Regions from separate parts of the Mus musculus genome. Here region 1 is linked to region 2. The links are chromatin loops, found by intact Hi-C in ENCODE. Cell type or tissue: gastrocnemius. All regions are shown on one strand.

Region 1 (8,000 bases), 720 kb before region 2:
AATTTGTCACACAGCAATAGACAACAAATACAAGCAGTGAGCAAGACTGTACCATTATGATGGGGACAGTTTTCCTTCCATAAAACTCATGTACAAAAGTGTATCTTTACTAACGTCATCTCTATTTCGGGTATGATTTTCCCTTGCTGACAAGGGAAGATGACAAATTGTTCAAATTAAATCTGAGTCACTTGAAATTTCCTGGTTTCCCCCCCTAAATATTCATGTAATTTTTAGGCATTTCAGTGTGATAGTTAACACTACCTTTAAAGTTTAAACTGACTATGCTTGAGAGACAAGAAGGCAAAAATGCCTCTAACATGTAAGACCCTACCTAGCTAGTACAAGCTCTACCCTAGCAACCCACTTCCTTTTATCACCCGATGTTGATTATTCTTTTTTTTAATTTTATTTTATTAGATATTTTCTTTATTTACATTTCAAATGCTATCCCAAAAGTTCCCTATACCCTCCCCTACCCACCCACTCCCACTTCTTGGCCCTGGCATTCCCCTGTACTGGGGCATATAAAGTTTGCAAGACCTAGGGGCCTCTCTTCCCAATGAAGGCCATCTTCTGCTACATATGTAGGTAGAGACATGAGCTCTGGGGATACTGGTTAGTTCATATTGTTGTTCCACCTATAGGGTTGCAGACCCCTTCAGCTCCTTGGGTACTTTCTTGAAGATTATTCTTAAACTGACTGATCTTGTAAAATTTGTTGCTCTTGCAAAATACTAGGTCATAAGGTTAACAACTACTTCTGCTTTTATAATCAATCTTGCTTAGTCTGCTCAAAAAGATAAGTAGAACAAATATAAGACATATTTTAAAAAAAATAATAAGCTCCTGCCTACATGTAGGCATAATCCGTGTAATCTTGGGGGTTTTGGGCTTTGTAAGTCCCACTGTGATGCTATGGGTAAATGTTGTATCTGGGGCACTGTCTCAGGTGTAGTCCAGGAGCCAGTCAGTCCAGTATCTAAATAAAAGTTACTTATTAAAATCTTATTCATTGTCAGATTAGTGAATCTCTGAACAATCCCAGACCAATAACATCAGTAGCATTGGCAATGGGGCTGTGCTCATGAGAAAAGATCCGTTCTTCTGTTGGACATCTGATTATGAATGTACTAGAGGTGCCTGACCCTCATAATTAAAGCCAGAGGGGGTGTACTGTCTCCATCAAACCCCCAGCCATACCTCATGCTGTCTACATTGTTCCCAGATCACTGCTCCAGGCTGACACATGTGAAAAATGTGATTCTCTCTGGAGTCTGAGGTCAAGCACATTCTTTCTGGCCTGTGCCTCCCAAGCATAACATCTGAGGGTTCATTCTCTGAAGGAACCAATGGTATGTGTATAGTCAGCAAAATCCTTTCTTTCTTCATCGAGTCTCCTGCCTCCTTCAGTCAGTCTAAAGAACAATTACAAGTATGGAGGGATGAGAGAAAGAACTCACCTAACATACTCTCTCTCTCTCTCTCTCTCTCTCTCTCTCTCTCTCTCTCTCTCTCTCTCTCCCTCTCCCTCTCTCTCTCTCCCTCTCCCCCTCTCTCCCTCCCTCCCCCCCTCTTTCTCCCTCCCTCCCCCTTCTCTCCCTCCCCCCTCTCTCTGTCGATGTCTGTCTGTCTGTCTGTCTTGTCTGTATCTGTGTCTGTGTCTCTCTGTATCTATGTCTGTCTGTTATTGTCGTTGTGTATTTATGTATGGTATGTGTCTGTGTGTGACTGTCTGTCTGGTGGTGGGGGAAGTGGTGCTGGTGGTGTGGTGCTGGTGATGATGGTGTGTGTGTGTGTGTGTGTGTGTGTGTGTGTGTGTGTGTGTGTGCATGTGTGGTATTTGTCTGTGTGTGACTGTCTGTATTTATGTCTATGTCTTTGTGTTCTGGGAATTTCACCTAAGATCATGTATATGGTAAGAATTGTGTTACCTGTGAGCTACATGTCTAGGCCATCACACTTTTTTTTTGTATTTGTTTTATACCAAAACAAAGAACTTCAAGAAGAAGGCATTAGCGATATGTTCTCTAGTCATTTAGAACACTGAAAATCTCAAATCTTGTAGCAAATATTGAGGTCATAGTCAATAAGCCCTGTTTGAGCTTCAGCAACAAACACAATCCCTGAGGTTTAGTACTTAACAATTTGCTTTCACATATGTAGGATCTGTTCTTAGCAAAAATGACTTTCATGGCTGCTCCATGCTGTAACTCTGCATGCAGGTAACTTTGATTTGATAGCTCTATCTCCAGTTTCAGTTCATGTTGGCTTGCGACAGCCAGGTATTATAATCCCCCCCATACACATAGAATAGAGGATGACACATACTAACGTAATATTGTGAGACACCATAGATTATGCAGACTCACATTTATCAGCACAACACTAATCACCAAGATTCCCAACACAAAGGAATACAGATGTTGAGAATACAGTGTTAGGTGTAGCACAACTTAATCAGCCCATTGGCCAGAACATGTCCACTACCTCTGACCAGAAAAGCTAAGAAATGTGGCATAGCACCTGAGTATTCTGTGGGAATTAAAGACCAGTGTGACACTGCACAGAAGAAATGGGTGTATGAGCAAGCCATTGGGTAAATGAATAGACTAAGACACTTGTGACTATCCAAAATAATGTTACAATAGTCAAAACTCATTAACCAGTTAGTGTATCTCTTGTCCAAAAGTCTCAAAGATGATTTGACCCATGCTACTGTCTCGCCAGCAAAACGCACGCAGGCCACTCGGATCCTTCTGCAGTACAGCTTTAATACATCTTGAGAGATAGATGATCAGCTTCAGGAGAGGAGACCCAGAGAGCAGAAAACACTTCCCTTATATAGGCTGCGAAGTACTGTTGGAAGTACGGTTGGAGATGTGCACCACCGGGATTGGCTGCCCACCTTCAGCCAGATGACGCCACGAGACAGGCAGGGCTCAGGTAATGGAAAGATTCCCTGACGCCTGCCCACCTTTTACTACGAGCAATGGATGTCAGCGCCATCTTGTAACGGCGACTGTGAGGGCGGCTCCTCACAATGATTGACTCGTTGTGTTGATATAAAGACTTAAATAGAGTCCTTTGGGTTCCAACATTCAGTGACTTCCAAATGGCTGTTGGGAGTTATGGAGAAGGATGGATAATTGTTGGTAGTTGGAAAAATAAATAATCTAAGAAACAGAAAAAAAAAAACGGGGAGCACAGAATGTGTCCCTTTGGAGAAAGGGGAAAGATGAAGGGCGGAGCAGAGCAACAGGCGCTCTCTGCAGAGAACCTGAAGAGTGTTTGCTGAACCTCTGCCTCTGTGTCCCAGTCTTGGTTGGATCCACTGTTTCTGGGCTTAGAATGAGAAGCGCAGAAGTTCCTGGCTGCCTTTAGAGAGACTTTCCCTTTAGGGAAATCAAAGTAACTTAACATAAAGCATTATTCCTATGTCCTTTTGCCAAACAAGCATGAAATACTGGTTTTCCCAAAGCAATGAAAAACTGAGAAATGAAAACAAATCGTTGTGTACTGAACAGATTTGACTATATTATTTAAGCCTCGCTTGCTGCTGAATCCCAAATAGTTGCTCGTCCGAGATCTATTTGATCATTTGTGTGTGTGTTTCTTCTCTACCTATTTAGATGCTCTTTGCACAGATTCAAGTTTTCAGAGACACATGAGACTAGACACTTTGCTTCTCTTTAGGTCTGTGAAGTGTCTATTTCGACCATCCAGTGAGCCCCAGAAGCTGTAGAGCCCTCAAGATTTTCGCACTTTATAGGCGAAGAAGGCACATGGCTCTCCTTGCAGGACCAGGCTTCTGATCTGGAAAGTGATTTGCCCTTGGGCTTGGAAGAGAGCAATAAGGCTTGCTTAGGCAATCATTTACCATCTGTCCGCTGTATGTTGTCTCAGTTACCACTAGATGGAAGCAGATTTGTTTCCAAAGGGTTCTGCAGCAAGCCTTCTTACTGGCTCAAGCTTGGGCAGTCTAGGGAGCTGCCTAGGAAACCCTGCTAGCTGCTCTCAGAGGATTGGCTAAAGCCTTCCAGAACAACCACTCCGTGGCTCACCTTCCTTCTCTACCCTGCCCTCACTGGAGCAAGCAGTCCTGGAAGCCAAGCTCAGACACAAGCAAACCATGCAGCTGACAAGCCACCCCCCACCTCCCACCTCCCACCTCCCACCCCTGCAGAGCCATGCTGTTTCCATGGTGCTGCTCACGCAGGATAGCTTGCTGCCTTTCAGAAACCCTCTGAACTTGGTGCAAATTCTGATGGCCTCAAGGCTTGGGCGTGGTTGTAGTTAACACTGCGATAAGGCCTACCCAAGCCAATGCAGACAAAATTTGTCCCCAAAGATGGCCTCCCACATAATCTCAGCAGTCTCTGCTCCAGCTTTAGGCTCTTTGTAAACTTTATAGCCCTTGTGTCCCTCCCTCTGGCTGCTAACTCCCAACATCCCTTTCCATTTTCTTCCCCTGTTCAGTGTCTCTCTGACTGTCCATCATTTTTGTTTCTCTGAACTTGGCTAGGGTTCACATATTTAATAAAGGGGATAGCTGAGATTTTAAAGCTAATTTCCCTCTCCCTCTCCCTCTCCCTCCCCCTCTCCCTCTGTTTGTGTGTGTGTGTGTGTGTGTGTGTGTGTGTGTGTGTGTGTGTGTATTACTAGGCATTGCACCAGGGCCTTGCACATACTAGACAAATTACATACACAGATATTCTTCAGTTTTGACACCGTCATAGACCAATGATGCCTCTCCTATTGAGATGCTGTTTTAGGCATCTGTAGACTTATTTGATGGGCAGATGAAAACAGGGGCTGTATGTTCTGTGTGCCCACAACAGACATGAGTAGTTGCTCTTCCCTCAGCCCAGGGGAGGCTTCACCCAGCCCAAGTGGCCTCATTAATACATCAGACAGGACTTGATACCACAGTGACTGGCTACTGCAACCTAAAAGCATGTCTCCATTTCTGTAATCTGAAAGTGTTTTAAGCACCTCTGCTTTTAGAAATGTGTTTCTGGTGATGGATTGCCTCATCATAAAACACAGGCAAGTATTTCTCTGCCAGCATAGATTAGGCACATTTTTCAGTGGGTTCCATTCAGACATCAGTCTATTTTAATTGGTCAGTTTAGTAGGCACACATACTAAGCTTAGAAACGGAGAGCAGTGAGTTGGAGAAATGAGGGTATGCAGTTCCAGGAAGTGACAGCTGTCAACGTAGGAAGTATATTAATAAGTAGCGAAGAAGTGAGCTTGTGCAGGAAACAACAGGAGAGCAGGAGAGCTTCAGTGTGTCCTTGGAGGAGATGGAGCAAGGCAAGCATTCTGTCTCACGGTACGCCTGGCACCCAAAGTCCAGCGATCAATGATTTTCAAATTTGTAAGTGCAAGGTCATGTAAATCCTCCTCTGAATATTAGTCATAAGTGTCCAGTCACTCATCATTGGATAGATTGCAGACATCCCACTTGTTACATTGGTTGTCGTCAATGTCAAACTACAGGCTCTGTTCTGTTAGGCTGTTGAGGTATCCCCAGACACCTTTGTTCTTTATAGCTTGTTATTTGACTGTTATTATTTTATTTTCTGTACAGATAATATCATCCATTATTATAAGTTGTGCAGTTGAATAACCCACATTTGAAGAAGCCACAGGGACAGGCACAACAAAACGGCAGTAGCATGGCCCTTAAAAACTAATGCCTTGACCATGGTATCTCTCTTATCAGGTAAACATTATTATTTTACATTGAATATGCACATTCTAGAACAGAGGAACTGAAAAAAAAGGAAAGTGGTTTCCATACAGCAGTCACCCATCTTAGCAGTCTCAAACTGTTCATCTGCCCTTAGATTCAGATTATAATAAGCAATTCCCTAGCACCAGGTTACTGATCTTAAAAACACTTTACCATACTCTTTTAAAGGACAAATATTACTTTTAAAAAGCATATAGTCATTCCAAAGTTATCAATTATCCCTAATACTATCCAACATCTAGAGGATGCTTGGTGTCTCTGAATGCCTTTACTTTTGTATTTATTCCTCAAGTAAGCCCCATGATAGAGCTAGCTGATAATGATTCCTAATGGTCTCTTTGAGTATGGAAGTCTTTATTTCTCTCTCTCTCCATCTCTCTTTCCCGTATCTTTCTCTAAATAGATATGTTGAAGGAAGAGTCATTTCCCCTAATTTCTGAGCCCCTACACATTGCTGAAGGCGTATGTCTGCAGTAGTATTGAATAATATCTGTCAACCTGACATTTTCTGGGATCCAGTCATTAAATCCAACTTTGTGTGATTCAGGATTTTTTGGACAGGAACTAGGGTCTATGTCAGCACGTGTTTAGCTTAGCTTAGCAAGTAAATAGCGTATCTGAAGCCCCACAGCCAATTTCTGCCATAGTTTTTATCAACTTGATACAAACTTTACAACTTGAGAGGAAAGAACTTCAGTGAAAGGGTGGTTTCCATCAGCCAGGCTTGTGAATACATCTGTAGGGCATTTTCTTAATTTCTTGTTGATGTAGAAGAGCCCATCCCAGTATGGGCAGGATCATCTATGGGCAGGTGGACCTGGGCTGTATAAGAAGGGTAGCTGAGCAAATCAGAGAAAGCAAAACAGTTCCTCTGTGATCTCCGCTTCAGTTCCTGCCTCAGCTTCCAGTTTTGAGCTCATACTCTGCCTTCCCTCAAGGAGTAACTCTAACTGGTAACCTGAAATAAAAACATTTTCAAGTTGGTTTAGGTTATGACATTTATCCCAGCAACAGAAAGCAAATTAGGATGATCTACAACAACAAAAGTAAACACATCCCAACAGACATGAATGGTACTAAAGACTTCTATTCTTACATAACTGATCATATCCTCTCACATAGGTGAGGATCAGAGATTGCCATTAGATGCAGTTAGAGGCAGAATGGTATTGCATATTTCTACTCTTACATGATTAATTGTATCCTGTGATGTCATTAGGAATCAAAGATTACTATTAGATGCAGAACAACTTTTCTTGTTGCATCAATATAAAAGATGAGGAAAATAATTATATTTCAGGTTTTTTTTTGCATAAGTATCTGAGTTCAAAAAGTATTTGAGGCCAATATGGCACTACATTACTCCTGAGAATTCCATGGGGTCTCTATTTCACTATTGTTAGCAGAAAGAAATGTCAATCCAGAATGTTCTGTTTGGGCCTTAATTGCTGTTGGTCTTTTACATTTCTTCTCAATTGACCTGTAACTCTAGGGTCTCCGGATCAGGCAACAGAGTGGAGGTAAACACAGCTGGGTGGTGGTAAACACAGCTGGGTACATCTGTGAAGAAGGGTCAAAGGGGAAGAAGCAGAATGAGGCAGAAAGAAACCTGGAAAGGGGACCAGGAGACGGAATTGGTGAGGACAAAAGCTGACTTAAGAAGGATCGAATTTTCACACTGGGTCAGTCTACTGAGATGAGCATCGAGAAGGGCAGAGTCCGTGGTGATGAATAAAAGCAATTCTTCTTGGAGGGCCTTAAACAGAGGTTCTGTGGTGGGTCTGCTGGGCTGCACTGTTGTTTGCACAGCTCCATCCCCCTGTTCCTCTCAGGACATACACAAGAGGCTCTGCTCCCTCAGTGGGAGTTCACAGAGGGGTGTGGGTTTCCTCTGTCTCTAGGTTTTTCATCCCAGCCTCTGCAGGTGCTGCTTTCCCAGGGACCACCCTGGAGCTTCAGAGAGGACCTCCTTGTTCCAGTCTCCAACCTCCAGCCCCACCAGCCACTGAGACCCAACTAGATTGCAAGGTCTCAGTAGGGTCAGGTAAGGTACAAGAAAGAAAAATACATGTTTATGCTTATAAAGGACACAGCTAGTAGTGGTAGTGATGTGGTGATGGTCAGTAGAGATAGTGGTGAAGCAGTAGTTGTGGTAACAGGAGAAATAGTTACAGGGATTATAGTAGTACACTCTCTACCTCAGACAGGTTAACATTATAAAGAAAAGAAATGTGTAGCT
Region 2 (8,000 bases):
AAATCTTTTTAAAAACGCATTGGATCTCATTATAGATAGTTGAGAGCCACCATGTGGTTGCTGGGAATTGAACTCAGGACCTCTGAGAGAATAGTCAGTGCTCTTAACTGCTGAGCCATCTCTCTAGCCCTACTTTTGCCTCTTCATTATTGCATCTCTGATCATTTCTGTTTGCTTTCTGGTCCTGCTTCTTGGAAGTGCTTTCTAACCTAAAGCAATTGAAAATAGCACACAACTTTCCCCTAAATAACTGGCTTTTGTTTTTTGTGTTATATGAATTTCAAGTGTGTGCTCTCATATGTGTGTGTGTGTGTGTGTGTGTGTGTGTGTTTATCATCCTTCCTTGAATAGGACCTTATTGTCCAGTCACAGCATCTATACCAACAATATGAATAGCCTGTAGTTCTCTCACGTATAGTGAGAGAAAAGATTTTCTTAGATGTCACACTCAGACCTGAAGCTAGAAGCATGTGAATCTGTCCAAGGCCAAGAGCAGTTCTCAATATCCAGCAGGTGTTCAGCTGTCATGGTCCAGGCAGAGGTAACACTTTCCTTTCCATGTATCCTCCTACCTCTCGACCCTTAAAATCCAGAATAGTGGTCTAGCCTAGCAAGGGTCTTATGATTAGGGAGTGAAGCCTGAAACCAGCCCCTGGTACATTTTGCTAGACGGAAAGGCTTAGCAGCTTGGAAGCCATTTCATGACAGTTATACAAAGGAGTAAAGAAATAGGCAGAGAACAGCTACCAGCCTGTCTACTTGGGGCCCAGCTGGAAAGTGATGGCTGGCTGTGTGTTGTTTGATAAGGTCCTCTTATCTCTGGTTAGTCATTGGGAGTGGAGGGCTCTGGCCTCTCTGTCTCCAGCTTGTTGACTATTTTCTTTCTAGAGAAGCTGTATAGAGATTATCCATAATCCCCCATTCCCGCATTTACAAATGCCCTTTAGAGATTCTTCTGGGAAACAGCTAGCCTTGCCTGGGGTGCTCCATGGTCTCTGTTGTTGAGACCTCCCGTGGGTTCCAATGTATCTAAAGCTGCTCTAGTGTACCAGAGACAGGGTCACATAGTTTATCCTCATCTATTTGCTGACAGTCCCTCCAGGGACCTTCATCTTTCTTAAACAAACTTGGAGGATAAGAAGGTCAACTTCTGATAATACAGATTGCTGAGAAACGCTATCACAGGGAGAAGTTATCTTATAAGTTCTTTAAGCCCATGTTAGTCATTTCATCAAACTTTCTGCCATCTTACATGTAAAAGAAAAGTAAAGATGGTTTCTTCATTGTCTACCGTCTCTAGGTGTTACTAGACTTTGTGTTATACGATGGATCTGCTTTCTAATTCCCCCAGGGCTCCAATGAGTTGAACGAAACTCTCTTACAAAGAATAAACAGCGCCAAAAAAATCCACTTGGTTCCATGTCGTCTCCGAGACAAGTTTGTGCTACGCTTTGCTGTGTGCGCTCGCACTGTGGAGTCTGCCCACGTGCAGCTGGCCTGGGAACACATCAGTGATCTAGCAAGCAGTGTGCTGAGGGCAGAGAAAGAATGAAAGCAGAGCTGCTTCAGGTAAGCTAGCTGCACCAGGGACATCTGTTTCCTTGTGGAGGCATCAGGATTCCAGCTCAGTCCCAGCATGGCCACTTAGTGCTGAGTGGCTGTGCAGTGAGGAAGAGAAAACTATCATAGTCAGTCAGGAGTGGCAGAAAGAATGTTATGTGCCATGATTCTACAGAGTGAATTTGTATTCATTTCTGTGGGCTTATATACAATAGTGTATAGATCTTGCTGTATACTTTCCCTTCAGATTTCCCCAAACAGCACTGACCAAAGCAACTATCCAAATAAGCTTTAGCTACATGAAAACAGTAAATGGGATTTTCATGTGACCGTCAGGAAAGACCCAAAGTGCGATGGTAAGGAAGGGCAGGCAGGCTTCTGTGCTGCTTATCAGAGAGGAAGAATCACAGCCAGAGTAATTTATAAAATTTATCACTAGAGATGTTAGATTGGTAACATGAACTCTTTTGTTAAAATGATCTATTGTATTGGACACTGCAGAAACAGTGTATTCCTTCTCTGAAGTCAGTTTAGAAGTACAGAAAATTCTAATTTTTATTATTTTATTTTTGTTTCTGTAGTATCGGGAAAGGAACAAGGATCTTGGCCTTCTAGGCAGGTGCACTACTACTGAGCTACATTGCCAGCTCTCCTTATTTCTAAGTTAGCCTCTAAGTTCTTGCTATTTTTTTTCTCCCATAGAGATCAAAAGTTGAAAAGAAGTTTATCTGAAAACTGGAAAGAGAAAAATAACTACCACTCCGTCTTCGTGAAATCATGATTACATGTGGCGTCATGTGTGTCTCCAACATTAACCAGAAACCTCTGACTGACTTTTTGGTGACTTATCAATGAAGAAATATTTTCTGTATTGTCCAGGGAAAAGTATTTTCTGTGTGGAAAGCTATTGTCAGTGGCTCTAGCTTCTGTTCTTTGTGTGGCCGTGACTTCTGTTGATAATAAGATGTCTTTGTGCTCATAAGGTCATTGGTGGCAGGATAGGCTTATAGAAATAGTTTCCAGGGCAGTCTTTGGTCTTACCTTCAGAGTATATCTATGGCTGTTAACTTATCCTCTGTGTGGCTAAATACTAAATAAACAACCTATGTGCAATACTAACTGTATTGAGTAAGCGTCTTGTTTTACACTGTATCAGACTCATTCTTGTGAACTTGACTAACCCTTTCAGACACTTGGTCATCATGTGTTTAATGAAAGCCTGGTATATGTCAGTCACTATTCAGAATCATTAACAACACTCAAGTTCTGCTTAGATTTCATGAGTTCAATTTCTAGGTATTTACTCAAATAATCTCTGATCTTTATATGGAATGATTCTGATTTTAGAAAAATGTTATTTTTTTGTAGATTTATTTTTAATTGTGTGTGTATATGTGTGTGCGTGTGTGCATGTTGCACAAGGAGGCCAGAAGAGGCCATTCTATCCTCTAGAGCTACAGTTATAGGCAATTATAACCCTTCTAATTGTGGGTGCTAAAAACCAAGTGGGTTTTCTACAAGACCAGTGTGCACTCTTAGCTACTTAGCCATCTCCGCAGTCCCAGCATAAGTGTATTTTGGTCCTTTGGAGACTTTAGAATTGTCAACGGCATTCACATGAGGTCCTTGTGTTACTAACAGGTATGGTCGTTTATATGGAGTATCCACTTGATAGGATCTAGAATCGTCGAGGAGACATGCCTCCAGGGAATTTCTAATTTAGGTTGCATATGGCCACACTCTGAGAGATTATATTGATTATGTTACTTGAGGTGGTGAAAATCAGCCCCCCGGTGGCATCTTCCCTTGGGCTTGGATCCTAGACTGCATAAATGGGAGGTAGGGGTTATCTAAACGTTCTGAATCTTTAGGGAATAGAGTCTAAGATCTCAGCTTATGTTCAAACCCAGGAAGGGTACAGTCTTGTCTAACTACGGCTCATTTTTAGTGCATCCACTGTCTTATTAGAGTTTCTAGTGCTATGATAAAACACCACGATCAAAAGCAACTAGAGAAGGAAAGGGTTGATTTGGCTCCCACTTCCACATCACAGCCCATCAATGAAAGAAGTCAAGGAAGTACTCAAGGCAGGACCTGATGAAGAGGGCATGGGGTAATGTTGTTTTACTCAGTTTGCTTTCTTACAGTAATGAGGCCACATCAGTCCAGGGGTGGCACTGCCTATAGTGAGGCCAGTCTTCCCATATAAATCTTCAATCAAGAAAATGTCCCACAGGTCAATCTAGTGAGAGCATTTTCCTCTTCCCAAATGACTCTAGCTTTGTGTCAAGTTGCTAGCAGCACATCCCATCTTCTTGGCCTTTCTTCAACATGGTGCTCAGACACCAAAACACCCAGCCCTAGAAACAGGAAGAAGCGCTTCCTCCCAGTTAACAAAATCATACACCCGCACTTACTCTATGCCAGGTGCTGCTATCCACATTTAAAAATAGCAACTCAATACCTATTTAAAAAATTCCATAGCTGGGCGTGGTGGCGCACGCCTTTAATCCCAGCACTCGGGAGGCAGAGGCAGGCGGATTTCTGAGTTCGAGGCCAGCCTGGTCTACAAAGTGAGTTCCAGGACAGCCAGGGCTATACAGAGAAACCCTGTCTCGAAAAACAAAAAACAAACAAACAAAAAAAAAAAAAAAAAAAAAAGGAAAAATTCTATGAGGTAAGCTGCATGGCAGTGGGGGGTGGGGGGTGGGGGTTGGGATTTGGTGCTTATGGGACAAGATCCATTTATCTTCCTGGGTAAACCTTGCCTTTGATCCCAACTATACATTATTCAGATAGAAGTCAGTATTCCAAAGCCAGGCAGGCATAGTGCTTTAGTGCTTTACTGCTTCCAGTGCTTAGAAGCCAGAGGCAGGTGGGCAGATCTCTTGAGTTCAAGGCCACCTTGACCTATAAAGCGAGTTCCAGGACAGTCAAGGCTACACACAGAAACCTTGTCTTGAAAAATCAAAACCAACCAAACAAAAGCGAATTGAGAATGCCGGGACGCGTAGCAAGTGCATTTAAATCTGTGCCTACTGCAGTTGCTCACTGGAGCACAGTGACCTCTGGTGGCAGTGATGCGTGATGCTAGACCTCAGGTTTTCACTGATTCCAGGCACTTCAACCTGGAGCTGAGAAAGCCCTAGACTTATCTGGACACAGCAGACAGCCAACAAAAGGCTTATCCTGGAACATCTCTTGTTTAGAACGTAGCAGAGAAAAGGCTTCCTGGAACTGGAGATCCAAGTCAGGCTGACTGAATACGAGTCAGCACACAGAAAAGGCCGAGATAGAAGGACCTGGGAAAGGGATATAGGACAAGACCCCAAGGCAAGGCAGGATTGAACTTTTAACATTGATTGAATCCAATCAATGGCATAAACTCAAAAATGGTATTACTGGTATTCTACTCAGAAAGTTCACATTTGAGGAAACATGGTACTTACCCAATAGCATTTTGGCCTAATGATTGCTGTATTAATTTTTTTAAATGAATAATATAAATTCCCAAATATTAATAGTGTTTACTTCTTTGGTATCAAAATCTGTTTCTTGAGCACTTCTCTCTGTGTGCCATAACCTACCCTTGTAAAAAGTAATGGGAAAAACAATACAAAATTACTAGCAAAGTAAGTTGCTTGCATAAACTGGTAATATTTGAAAAGGTCTTTTTAAAGAAACTTGTGTTGTTCCCCAAAGCAGACATGCAATAAACAGTCACAAGAAGAATTATGGCATGACCCCATAGCCTGTTCAAACTAGAAGCAGAAGAGTCCACACATGGACCAGTTTTTCCTAAACACAGCAAATTCACAGCAGCCAGAGGCCAAACTACCTCAGCTTGACTAAGTCTGCTCTAACCTCACAAGAGAAATGAGCTGAAGTGAGCTGAATCAACCTGTCAGCTCCTTTCCGACAGGCTCGGCTCCCTGCGTTACGAAGCTCACCCTTCTGTTCCTGCCCAGTACCGGCTCTTGTTCTGTTTTGTAGAGTGAAGGTTGCCCCGTTCGGGAATATAAAGGCTAACGAGAACTTTGTCAGACTTGTTAAAATTCTGCCTCTGGTCGTAGGGGAGAGCACCGTCTAATGAAAACTTTTCATTAGGACTGTATGTTCCATTCATGTTAGACTGTATATCCGAGGAATGGCTGGCTACATCTCCAATCTTCACGGGTCCTCTTTCACCAAGGCATGTTTGAAGTGGATTTCAGGATCCAACTGTACTCGGGGAATCTCAGAAAAAGAGACAGATTTAATTTTGTCCCATCTTCTTTCCTATCTCTACAACAGCCCACTTCTCACATTGCTTACAAACATAGTTTTTTTTTTTCTTCCCTGAGACAGGGTTTCCCTGGCTGTCCTGGAACTCACTTTGTAGACCTCTGGCCTCGAACTCAGAAATCTGCCTGCCTCTGCCTCCCGAGTGCTGGGATTAAAGGCGTGTGCCACCATGCCCGGCCAAACACAGTTTTATAAACACTTATTATTGTGTGTTTGTGGGGAAAGGACATGTGCCTAGAAGTCAAAGGACAACTGTGTGGAGTTGTTTTGAATCCTTCCACTTTTTCGTGGGTTCTGGAAGCCACACTAAGGCCACCAAGGTTGCACAGGAAATAAATACCTTTACCTGAGACATCTTGCTAGCTTACAAACACAATTTTTCTGGCAGAGGATGCATATTATTTGGGATCATTTTATTTTCTCTGATCAAAACAAATTAGCCAGCTGAACTGTAACAAGCATTGTCTGAGATTATGGTTATAAACTCATAAATACATAAACAAGAAGAAGCTCTCCCACCAAGGACCAGTTCTGTCTGCTTAGGTGGCAATTTCTTTCTTGCAGGTCCAATAACTTCTGACCATGAAAATAGAGTCTATCAAAAGCAGTTTGTGTTCTCGGTCAGCAAGTTTACTACTTGCATAGCTTAAGCCTTAAACTCTTCCACAGTAGACACTGGGTTGTGAGCCTAACAAAGCCAATTTAAAAAAGACGGACGCCAGAGAATAATGTTGCTTTTTGCAGGATTCCTGGTCTTATAAAAAAATAATTAAAACAAAACAAAACCCAGACTCAGTAGGAAACCGAAAGGCAATTTTGAATTTAGGGGAAAAATAAGACAAGCTAGACATGTTGGCAGCCTCTGGAGGAGGCAGACGGATAAGGGGAAAAGAGACCATGCTTTTGGAGTTAAAGGTCAGAAAGGCAGGCAGGCTCAACAATGCAGGCCTGGGAATGGCTGCATGGGTAAGGAAGGTCTTCAGCCTGATTAAAAATGCCCAGAGCCGTAGAGCAAGCAGGGTTAGGAGTGTTGGTCAGTATTTGAAGGAGATAGGATGAATAAAAGAAAAGTACAGTTTTCCCAGTGAAAACAGGCAGGCTTAGCGATGAGGGTTGTAGACAAAGAAACCAAAAAAAAAAAAAAAAAAACCACCCAACAACCCAGCACAGCCCCCCTCCTCTCCCCTCTCTGACAATCAGCTCCCGACTGCTTGGAGCCTGACCCAATGGCTTGTTATGCCTATACAAACAATTAAGAACCTAACCCTTGGTGACCTCTCCCCAAATTGCAAGCCGTCTTGGTTGGTAATAGAGAGGTGGGGGTGGGGTGAGGTGGGGCCCAAAGCTATGAGGGGAAAGTTCCCTCGGTGACTCCAGGACTGTCCATGTTTTAGCTACCTACGATTAGTTTTTTTAAAAAAAAAAAAAAAAAAAAGCTCTTCAGTTCTTACTGGACCCCTGCCAGCTACTACTTCGGTAATCTCGGTATTCCGTCTAATGCTGGCTGTAGCCTTTGCTAAACCTTCCTGTATTCGAGTCTCACTATTTGATAGCTGCTGCTGAACTGGTTAAGGCCGGAGGGCGCCGGGGCGGGCAGGCTCTGGAGTGGCGGCCCGGAGGCTACACCTCCCCTTCCCCCTCCCGGGCCGCTTTCGCCCTCCCAGGGGACTCGTGCTCTCTACACTCCTGAGCTTTCTTTCCTCTCTCACTGCCTCTGCCTAGGTGCCTTTGCAGCACCTAGCTCGGCAAAAAGAACATATTAAGGCTGCAGTGAACGGGAAGCCAAGGGTTTGCTTAGATTTATCGCCACCGCGCGGGCTAAATCTCCCTCATAGAGCGCGGGCCGGAAACCCAAATTCCCGCGTTAAGGCCTGGGCGGTGACCTCAGGCCTTCCGAGACTCCGCCCTCACGCTGCGTGCAGCGCGCGCTCAGCCGCCCTTACTCTACACGCATGCGCAACGCGGGCCGAGCCGTCACTTCGCGCAGGCGCACTTCGAAAGGCGCGCTTTTCGGTGGCTGCGGTCCCGGCAGGGAGCACAGGTGGGCCCCGGTAGGCTGCTGTTCGCCGCTAAGCCGGCGGGCGGAGGCTGTGGTTGCCATGCCGGGTGTACTTTGGTTTTGTTTTCTTCTGTCCGTTCTTGGCCTCGGGTTGTCG

What was found. A loop is a pair of places that touch in the nucleus more often than their neighbours do. Peaks named below come from ENCODE experiments on the same cell type or tissue, not always from the same donor. Only the 100,000 strongest peaks of a DNase experiment are listed, where the experiment ranks them.
Region 1: a loop joins it to region 2, with 2.9 times the contacts of the local background. A loop is called at or near these places in 15 of 42 quality-filtered maps.

The regions. Positions count from the first base shown.
Region 1 is chr11:12,528,516-12,536,515 of GRCm38, reverse strand. No RefSeq gene overlaps it. Among named protein-coding and RNA genes, the nearest start is that of Cobl, 68 kb to the right of the region's middle. In gastrocnemius, a CTCF peak has its summit at 3,915 (motif pointing right); a DNase peak (open chromatin) is centred at 3,979.
Region 2 is chr11:11,808,780-11,816,779 of GRCm38, reverse strand. Fignl1 (fidgetin-like 1) reads left to right here and starts at 7,818. Exons shown (of 3, transcript NM_021891.3): 1 at 7,818-7,885. Ddc (dopa decarboxylase) reads left to right here. Exons shown (of 15, transcript NM_001190448.1): 14 at 1,352-1,569; 15 at 2,263-2,679. The coding sequence ends at 1,552. In gastrocnemius, CTCF peaks have their summits at 4,626 (motif pointing left) and 7,654; DNase peaks (open chromatin) are centred at 4,629 and 7,791; H3K4me3 peaks cover 1,341 bases; H3K27ac peaks cover 1,366 bases.